Regions from separate parts of the Homo sapiens genome. Here region 1 is linked to region 2. A link is a loop called in an ENCODE intact Hi-C map of the cell type or tissue named here. Cell type or tissue: HepG2. All regions are shown on one strand. Each heading gives the region's core, and the rest is flanking DNA. Links, peaks and the distances in the headings are about the cores only. Region 1 holds the start of UGT2B4 (UDP glucuronosyltransferase family 2 member B4). Region 2 has its middle 78 kb from the start of UGT2B4.

Region 1 (5,398 bases), core at 218-5,217, 78 kb after region 2:
GAATAATATCTCAAGTGACTTACACATGTTAAGTAATTCATAGTATTAGTAATAACAAAAATAACCATAATTGCAAAATAATATTTCTGAATCACTAACTATATGCCAGAGACATTTTAAGTGGTTTATTTGTATTAACTTTTTTCCACACAACACAATATGAAGTTAGTCATATTACTGTAAAAGTAGGCATAGGTAATTCTATCCACTTTCTAGTCCATTTTTCCATCATCTGCTACCTGAATTCATACAAAATTTCCTCAATGGTCAGCTCTTTCTAGTTTGGCCCTTCCACAATTTAATCCATCGAACATCTTGGAATCTTTTTTTAAAAACTATAATCTTATCCCATATTTTCTTTTCTTAACTCTTTTTAGTAGTCCCTAAATGTGCTTAATAAATATTTCAACTCCTGAGGAGTATCTGGCTCTTATCTTGCCTATCAGCATCATCTGATTCTTACTCAGTATCTTCCTTGCAAACTAAACTTTGAGTCTTGAGAACTGTCCTGAACACTTTACCTGCTTTTCTTTTTGTGTTTTTTTCTCTTCTTCATTCTTTTACCTATTCCTGCATATAGTTCAGCTCTCATCTAAATTATTAATATCAGTGACTCCAGGATACTCTCTATTATCTACACTGGATGCTTCCTTAGCATTGGTTTTTCTCTGGAGATAACAGTTTTTACACAGTTTTTATTACTTGCATATATTCTATCTTTCAAAATAGAATGTAAGGTGTGTTGGGATAGAAACTGTGTCCCATACACGTACCTGTGGTGTGTGCTAATCTCTTTATAAATATTCTTTGAATGAATGGCCAGTACCTTCTTATATGTTGCATAATCAAAGCTTTAATTTACCAACCCTATTTTCAAAGTCTCTTTAGTATCCCTCTTTATTGGTAATAATGATGAAATTCATAAACTTGTGATAGTATCAACATGTACGTCAGTTTCTAATTGGTATCTGCTTTACTCTTCCCACTTCCACCTTTCTTCCAGTGTAAGTCAAACACTTTGAATGAATATAGAACCATTCGTACTGAAACTTCAAAGCAGACAAAACAAACAGTAATAGTTTACCTTCGGTAGGGGTTTGGCAGGTTTGCAGTGGAGTCCTCCAACGAACTCAACATTTGGTAAGAGTGGGTGAGGAAATTGAAAATCCCAGTAGTTTCGAATAAGCCATATGTCAGCTTTTGCCATTGTCTCAGATAACGTAGTGGGTCTTCCTGATGGGGGAAAAAAAAAGAAAAGATAGATGACACAAGATAATTAAACTAGGTAATTTTCTGAAAGAAGTTAGAATAATGTGGGCAAAAATGTAGGCAAAGTGTTTGTGCCTTGAAAAAAAATACATATATTCGTATATAGGCATAATTTAATTTTTATGTATTATATATTTTACCCATGTGTATTTACAAGAAAGGCAAAGTGGTGAGAGAATCATGAGGGAAAACTGCATCCCTCATGTCACATCAGTATATTCACAATCACAAACAAGCCATAGAGAATTAATCTCCATTTCTTTATTTTGTAAACCTTCGATAGTAGCAGATATACGTATAAACCACTCTTTGAGCTCCGTGATCAATTAATTCTACCATACCCATAAAAACAATTTTCTAACAAATAGTCTAATTTCCCATTCATTAATCTAATCTTTTATCTTTGGTTCTTCAGGTTAACTGTTGATTATTTTGAAATGATGGCTGAAATCCTTGTACCTACTACTGCTTTTGAGTCATGCTAACCTCATAATAATATTAGTTTTTAGGTAAATATGTTTGCAAATTACAGCTAGAAAATTTTGAGAACTTGTTGAAACAGAAATTTGCATTCAACCTTAATTTGGCTCATATTTTTAAAGAAAGATACATAGTTTCAAAAAAAAACTATACAGTTGTAACTTAATGTTCACACTTTGACAAGATGATTAGCCTTAAAATAAATGGTTTCCAATCCTTTAGTGAAGGAATAGAAACACTGGAAACTTCAAATAACATGCATTGGTTTTTGATTCTGAAATGGAGACATCATTTCTCTCAACTGTGGAGGAAACGTTCTAGTAACATGGGTACATATTGCAATTACTAAATAATAAGACTGAAATATACAAGAAAAAACAATTTCTGCAATGTTATATAGATAGTTCTAAAAAATGTGTAACTACTCAATCTACCAGTATGCATTCAGCAAGATGTTTCTGAATAAGTCTGACTTTTTTTTAAGATGAAAAAATGTATAATAAAACAGATATGTGATTGCTTAAAGAAATCTTAGGTGCACTAATATACAGGCTTATGACTTCCTGGAGTCTTCTGTATGAGTGATGGCCACAGAGTTTTAACTGATCCTATAATTTACATTTTCTATAGTGCTTGTGAGTTTGGTAGATCATCTTACAATTTCATTTGATAAATTCATTACAAAAATACCCCACTACCCTGACTTTATGGCTTTATACAAACTCAGCTTCAAAGGTACAAGAAAGTTAGATCTTCATGTTACCAATCAAAAAAGTTACTTACCTAGAACTTCACTGTAGAACTGATCCCACTTCTTCATGTCAAATATTTGGAACCAAAATTCAAAATAAAGCACATAGATCATATTTTTTACCCTCTCTATGAAAGTCATTTGGTCACTTAGTTCTGACATAACAACAGGCACATAGGAAGGAGGGAACAGAAGTCCTCCACTATGCTTTTCAATTGCGTAGCCAGGAGAGAAGCGGAGGCTGTAGACAAAGGGTATTTTAAGTAACTCGGCCAGCAGCTCACCAAAGGGGAAAACAGCATCTGCAAGAACAACATCAAATCTTGACTCCTGTAGTTTCTTCATAAGTTTCTTATTTGAAACTATATCCTTACAGAACTTTCTAAGTATGTCATTAAATGTCCACATGATTTCTTGTACTTGTGAAAAATATGACCAAAATGTGTCTTTTGGAAGTTCTGCCCATCTCTTAACCAGCTGCTTGATAATATCCTCAAACTCAGTTTTAGTTAAAGATACAGGATAAACTTCAAATTTAAGAGTAGATGGGCTGTTGGGATCGAAAGAAATGGAAGCTGAAGATGCCAATACAGTCACCTCATGACCTCTCTGGACAAGTTCATCCAGGATTGTCTTTATATTCATCCAGTGGCTGAATTCTGTGGGCCACACCAGCACCTTTCCACAACTCCCAGAGCTAAAGTAACAGCTCAGCTGTATCAGCAGAAGAGCTGAAGTCCATTTCATAGACATCCTGATGCAATGCAATGCTTGTTTTCCAGTTGCTGCTCCTTTCTGTCATTTCTCATGGTGACATCCAGTATAAATCAGTCAAGAAGTTAAAATGTAACTTTTACACTTCAAAGTAAATACATTATATTAACAGTCTGAGCATGTGGATGACAAAGAGACAAATAAAAGGTAGATGACCTGTTTACACAAGTGCGTTTAATGTTCTTTTTGGATTTTTTTTTTTTTGAGAGCTCACTGCAAGCTCCTCCTCCCAGGTTCACACCACTCTCCTGCCTCAGCCTCCTGAGTAGCTGGGACTACAGACAGGCACCTGCCACCGCACCCAGCTAATTTTTCTGTATTTTTAGTAGAGATGGGGTTTCACTGTATTCGGCAGGATGGTCTCGAACCCCTGACCTTGTGATCTGCCCTCCTTGGCCTCCCAAAGTGCTGGGATTACAGGCGTGAGCCACCGCACCCAGCCCTAGATTTTTAAGTGCTGTAATTCAGCTAATATCAATGATCTTGGATGGACTCATCACCTGACTCATGTAATATATTTCAGAATAGTGTGCATAAGAGTAGCAGTGAGAGGCTCATGTTCCTGCAGTCTCTTTGACACAGAACTAAAGATAAAATAGCTAAATGTGGTTCAAAAACTTTTGTAAATTTGTTGACGTATAATTCAGATATCATACAAATTATCAATTATTGTGTAAAATTTAATGTTTCATAGTATATTCACAGAATTGTGCTTCTACCGTAAGAGTCAATTTTAGAGAACTCTTATCTCCTAAAAATAAACCCTATAAGCTTTAGCCTTTTACTCCCTACCCCTTCTTTCTGCATTTGTCCTATCCTGGGCAACTGCTACTTGAATTTCTGTCTCTATAGATTTGCCTATTCTGGACATTTTTTAAATACATGGAATCACACAATATGTGATATTTTATGGCTGGCTTATTTTACTTAGCATAATATTTTAAAGGTTCATTTATGATATAGCATTTACGTGTTGATTCTTACAACCATCATGTATGATTTAGAGAGTTTCAAGATGAAACTATTCCTATAGACTTTGTTGAATTAATGAAGGACAAAGGGAGGGGAAAAAAAAAAAAAAAGTAAACCAAGCCTGTAGTACATTCAGTATTAATTATTACATTAGCTTGCTCTCTGACTCACTTCCTAATAGTTTTTTGGCTATTGTCTTAGAATTATGCAGACATTGTTACAAGATTAAAGTTCATCTTAACTGTTCTATAGATAATAACTTAAACATTTTGAAATGTGGTTTTCTCTTTGAGGTATTCCTTCAGGTCCAGCATACTGATGAAACTACTGACTCAGCTGGTCTGAGGGACCTCCCTGATGCCAGCTGCTCTCAAGGACCCCACAAGGAGCTGACTCACCAAAGAATGCAGTTTCCAACTCCTACTGATTTTATCTTCATTATCCTGACTAATCTATGACTCCAATTTTTCAGTCCATCACCCTCCATTAACCCCTTAAAAACTCCAGCCCAGATTTCCTTGAGGAGGTAAGTTTGAGGGCCTCCAACTATCTTCCTTCTCAGTGCCCTCCAATTATTATACTCTTTCTTTGTTGCAAAACATAATGTCTCATTGTAATTGGTCTATTATTGCAGAGTGGGCATATGAACCTGTTGGCCCTATAACAAAGACTTCAGTGGAGGAAATAACTGCAGATGTGGTGGAAATAGAAAGATAACTCAAATTAGAAGTGGAACTTGAAGACGTAAGTAAACTGCTGCAATCTCGTGATAAAACAAATACATGAGGAGTTACTTCTTATGGAAGAGAAAAGAAAGTTGTTTCTTGAGATTGAATCTACTCCTGGTGAAGATTATGTGAACATTGCTGAAATGACAACAATAGATTTAGAATATGACTTAAATTTACTTAATAAAGCAGCATTAGACTTTCAGAGGATTGATTCCAGTTTTGAAAGAAGTACCACTATGGGAAAATTGCTATCAAACAAAAATGTATGCTAAACAGAAATCTTTTGTGAAAAGAAGGGTTAGTGGATGTGGCATATGCCATTGTTTTCTTACCCTTAAGAAAGTGCCACAGTCACGCCAACTACTAGCAGTCACTACTCTGATGAGTTAGTAGCCAACAACATTAATGCAAGACTCTCCAC
Region 2 (5,398 bases), core at 286-5,285:
AGAGGCCAACTATCTCAAACATCTTCTTGCAAAGAAACTGAGTGATTTAGTTAAAAAATATTATTAACTCCAATAATTCCTCAAAATACTTGATTTTCTCTCTTTAATATTTGGTACCAATTCTTTCAGTAGTGCCTGCTGTGGTGATACTCTTTTGTGATGAAACAATTTTTTTTTTTCACAGGAAATGGAGGAGTTTGTACAGAGCTCTGGAGAAAATGGTGTTGTGGTGTTTTCTCTGGGGTCAATGGTCAGTAACATGACAGCAGAAAGGGCCAACGTAATTGCAACAGCCCTTGCCAAGATCCCACAAAAGGTAAGATAAAGTGCCTTACTGGTGTGGAAAACTACTGAAAGAGGCTGTTAAAGTTTGTGATCTACATAGAAAGAATATTAAGAGTAGATTGAACTCTTTACAGCCAAATGCAGCCTTAAATATGCTTGTGTAGCTTCCACTGACACAAGTAATAGTTGTGCCTCAGACTTAGTGGTTACATGTGGCCCTGGGGTAGTTACTGCCCTTGTTATGCATGAGTGGTTCCTATTAGTATCAGTGGGAACTCAGTACTCCATATGTATCCACAAAAGGGAATTGAGACTCATGGTTATTTTTAATTTCTAATATTAACAGTCATACATACTGCTGAATTTAACTCAATATAGTTCAGGTAAGTGAAAATGGTGCTTAATGTAATCTTTAGAATGACTTTCAGGTGTTTTCAACTAAAAATACATATCCAGAACTGCATCTTTGTAGAAATACAAGGAAGACTTATGATAATTTTCTTCAAAACAATTTTCCTAATCTCAGCAATATCCAATGAGTGAAGAACATTTGACTTACTCTTGGGCCACCTCTACTACTTACCGTACTCTGGAAGCTCTTGGTGAATGTTTACAATTAAGGAATGTACTATTTCTGTTTGTACTTTAAGTCAAATGCTTATGTGAAATATGTGACAACAAATAGAGAACACTGCCTGAAGCAGGAAGATGAAAGAGAAAGGATGGAGATGGATCCTGACCTGAAGGTGGATCCTGTCCAGTATAAAATGTGGCCCCACAAGGACTCAACACTAACTACCAGATTAACAACCCCTCCCAATGGAGGCAGCGGAAGGAAATATAGGAAGGAGTCAAACAGAAGGAAGCCAGGCAGTTGAACAGGTTCAGATGCCCCCTCCATAGAACACAGTAGGAATATATTTTCTTCTATATAGAATAAACAAGGGACCTTTGTGTATTTGTGAATTACTTTTTAATTTCCTATCTGATAAAGCTTTCTTGTAATGACCTCTAACTTTTTGCTGAAACCTGAGTTACTTTAACACTGATGTAGCAAATAAAAGTTAAACACTGTAAATTATTGTTCAGTTTGTGAGGATTGCTTTGGAGTTTCAAAATTAGTAACTTAAACATAAAAATGTCTTGGCTATAGCAGAACATATTAATCACTGTTGTCAAAGTTTGTAGCTCGTTGTCTAAGTGTTAATAATCAGTTGACCAAATTCAGCAAAATACAATTTTGAGTTTATTCAACAGCTTTATTTGTATTCATGATACCAACAGGTTCCTCATTTCTAGGCAAAAAAAAAAAAAAAAAAAAAAAAAAAATTAACAATACGGTAATATTCTGAATTTGTGTCTAAAATTGTCACTTGAAATTTTTCTTGGAAGTAGTGCTTGATAATTTGTAATTCCAATGAAGTTATACATAACACCTTGGCAGCATTTATTTATTTATTATAAGTAGCTTATTTTACAGACTTGCTATTTTGTCAATCAAAGGACAACAGGCTCTAATGTAATAACCTACCGACAAGTAGATATATTTAAACAACTTCTCATATTATTCAAAAATAAATGAATACATTACAATTAAATTTGGAGATGAAGACTAATATAAAATACATAAAACAAACATATAGGTCATTACTAAATAGTTACTGTTTTTTTACACTGGAATTACAATGACTCCTTATAAGTTTTTATACTTTTTTTAGAATATTTTTATTTTTTAAATTAAATTAATTTAACTTTTATTTTTAACGTTTATTTTAAGTTCAGGAGTACACGTGCAGGTTTCTTACATACGTAAACTTGTGTCATGGGGGTTTGCTGTACTGATTGTTTCATTACCCAGGTATTAAAACTAATATTTGTTTATTAGTTTTCCTGATCCTCTCTTTCCTCCCACCCTCCACCCTCCAATACATCTCAGTGTATGTTGTTGCCATGTATGTGTCCACATGTTCTCATCTTTTAGTTTCCACTCATAAGTGAGGACATGTCACATTTGGATTTCAATTCCTATGTTAGCTTGCTAAGGCTAATGGCCTCCTGCTCCATCCTTATCCCTGCAAAAATACATATTTTTGCTTTTTTATGGCTGCATAATATTCTGTAGTGTATATATGCCATATTTTCTTTATTCATTCCATAATTGATGGTCATTTAGGTTGATTGCATGTCCTTGCTATTGTGAATAGTACTGCAACTAACATATATGTTCATGGATCTTTATAAAAGAACAAGTTATAGTCCTTAGGTTATATACCCAGTAATGGGATTGCTGGGTTTCATGGTATTTTTGCCTCTGGGTTTTTGAGGAATCACCACACTGTCTTCCACAATGGTTGAACTAACTTACATTCCAACCAAAAGAGTATAAGCATTCCTTTCCTATATAACCTCACCAACATCATGATATTTTTTGAATTTTTAATAATGGCCATTCTGACTGGTGTGAGATGCTATCTCATTATGGTTTTGATTTGAATTTCTCTAATGATCTGTGATGTTAATTTTTTTTCTTCATGTGATGGTTGGCCGCAGGTAGGTCTTTTTTTAAAAAGTGTAACAATTTTTTAAATACTTGAACTTTTCATTGATAATCTTATTTTTCTAAGGTACTATTTTGGAAAATCATGGTTTCTTATATATCTAAATCATTATAAAAGTTAAGAAAATAAAATGTGAGTATTGTTTTTACATCAGTCTTTGAGTAGATTTATTTACTAACATCCCTTGATCTCATTCCTACCCTTTTTACAGTTCTAACATTCTATAATTTTTGAGTTCCACTCATGGAATAAGATATTCTCTTTACTGTAACAGGTTCTGTGGAGATTTGATGGGAATAAACCAGATGCTTTAGGTCTCAATACTCGGCTGTACAAGTGGATACCCCAGAATGACCTTCTAGGTAACACTCTGGTGAACAAATACTGGATATATTAGTAACTGCACATTAGAGTGTTAATAGTTCATCTTGAAACAAGCTTATTGATTATTTGTTATAGGAAAACAAAAAGGAACTTCTTTATATTTATTTTCCAGTCCTAGGGGAAAAGAATATACTATAATTGTTGGCATTTTGTGATACACACTCACATTCTTTATGGTCAGAATCAGAGAGAATCTTTATTTCAGGTGTTATTATATCTCACAGAATTTTTCAATATCTTCCTTGGCTGTCTCTCTGTCTCCTATTTCTACAGCTTTACACCTGTTTTCTCCTCTCCTGCAGGGTTATTTCAAATGCCACTAAATATAATAGCTCTTCTATCACCAGTGACTCTGTATTTTCCGGAGGACTAAATTCCTAATCTTAATCTTAAAGTAATGACACATTTCATGATGAAGTGTAACCTGTCTTTCCTCAATCCTAGCACCACCAACAACCCACTGCCTGCTGCCTTGCATACCCCGCATATCACACTCTGTGACTGTACTTAAAATAAAACTTTATTTCATGCCCATCTCTTTGCTGTCCTCTTTTGTGCACATTTAAAAAATCTAGAATGCACTTTTCATTAGTGCAACTGAAAATCTTGTATTAAGTTTTGCAGTCTGAAGTCACACACACCATATAGCTTTCAGTTACATCTCCTAAACAAGTACGTGCTTTTTCATCTGAAGTCTGAAAAGTAATAGCAAATTAGTTCAATGTGTTATCTAGAAAACACTGTCACTTTCAGAGCCTTTCATTGTGCATCTCATTTTATTCCTATGAATAATTTTGCTAAAATTCATCCAATCCTAGGTCATCCAAAAACCAGAGCTTTTATAACTCATGGTGGAGCAAGTGGCATCTATGAGGCAATCTATCATGGGATCCCTATGGTGGGCATTCCATTGTTTTGGGATCAACCTGATAACATTGCTCACATGAAGGCCAAGGGAGCAGCTGTTAGACTGGACTTCCACACAATGTCGAGTACAGACCTGCTGAATGCACTGAAGACAGTAATTAATGATCCTTTGTGAGTAGAACAATGTTTTTCACTAGGTGGTATTTGTAGACAGCTTCTCTTGTCAATAGTGAGCATGAGTTTCATCCTTTTTATGAGAGTAATTTTGAAAGAATTTAAATAATTTAACCAATCTGAAATCTGCTTTTTTTCATCTGTTATTTAAAAATTGTATTTGAACCCCATACATCTAATGAGTAACCAGTTAGTGAAACAATTTTCTAAACAAAAATAATTTTAAAATGATAAATAATATAAAAAATACATTTCTTAAAATTTTAACATAATGAACCCATAGTAGAAAGGAAGAATAAACTTGAAATAATATAATAAAATGTTTTAATTAAATATCTAAAATGACTCAGAATATAATTATTTTCTTGCTGAAAAATTAATTTTTATCATCATTGTAACAGACTTGAAAATGAGATTTAATTTCGATAGCTTAAAATCCACCTATTTATGCCATAAAATCCAAATATTTTTACTATGTTTACACAGTCATGAAACTATCATCATTATATAATTTTAGAACATTTTTATCAACACAGAAGAAACTTCAATGACACCAAAATCAATTCTCATGACTGCTTAGTCCTAGTCTAACACCAATTTGTTTTCTTTCTATATAGGTTATTCTCTCTAGATATTTCATATAAATGGAATTATACAGTCTTGGGTGCTGTGTAAATGACATTTCACTTAGCCTAACTTTTTGTGTTGTTTTATGGTTTTTATTTTAATTCATATGGTTGTGTGTTTTAATACTTCATTTCCTTTTCACTTCTATAATATTTTATAGTATGGATATGTCATAATTTAGTTGTTCATTTGTCAGTGCATTGGCCTTTTGATTGTTTCCAATTGTGGCTACTAGGAATATTGCTATATATGTTTTTGCATAAACATGTTTTACTTTCTTTTGGGTTGATGCTATAAGTGGAATTGCTGCCTCATGTGAGAACTGTATGTTTCTGAAGAACTGCTAAACTCTTTTCCAAAGTACTTGTTCCGTTCATCAATACCGTCAGCAGTATAACATGGTTCCAATTCCTCCACACTGTTGCCAAACCTTTTATTTTCTGTCTTTTTGTTACAGCCTTCTTAGTGGGTGTAATGATCTCTCATCCTGGTCTTGGATTGCA

Evidence for each region. Hi-C counts contacts between places; a loop is a spot of excess contacts. Peaks named below come from ENCODE experiments on the same cell type or tissue, not always from the same donor. Only the 100,000 strongest peaks of a DNase experiment are listed, where the experiment ranks them.
Region 1: it touches region 2 in a loop (24-fold over the local background); 1 of 110 quality-filtered maps calls a loop at or near these places.

Annotation. Positions count from the first base shown.
Region 1 is chr4:69,492,609-69,498,006 of GRCh38, forward strand. UGT2B4 (UDP glucuronosyltransferase family 2 member B4) reads right to left here and starts at 3,297. Exons shown (of 6, transcript NM_021139.3): 1 at 2,533-3,297; 2 at 1,085-1,233. The coding sequence starts at 3,253. In HepG2, for the core only: no CTCF peak of the experiment used is centred there; DNase peaks (open chromatin) are centred at 1,083 and 3,333; H3K4me3 peaks cover 1,621 bases.
Region 2 is chr4:69,414,901-69,420,298 of GRCh38, forward strand. It overlaps the pseudogene UGT2B24P. Among named protein-coding and RNA genes, the nearest start is that of UGT2B4, 78 kb to the right of the region's middle. In HepG2, for the core only: no CTCF peak of the experiment used is centred there; no DNase peak of the experiment used is centred there.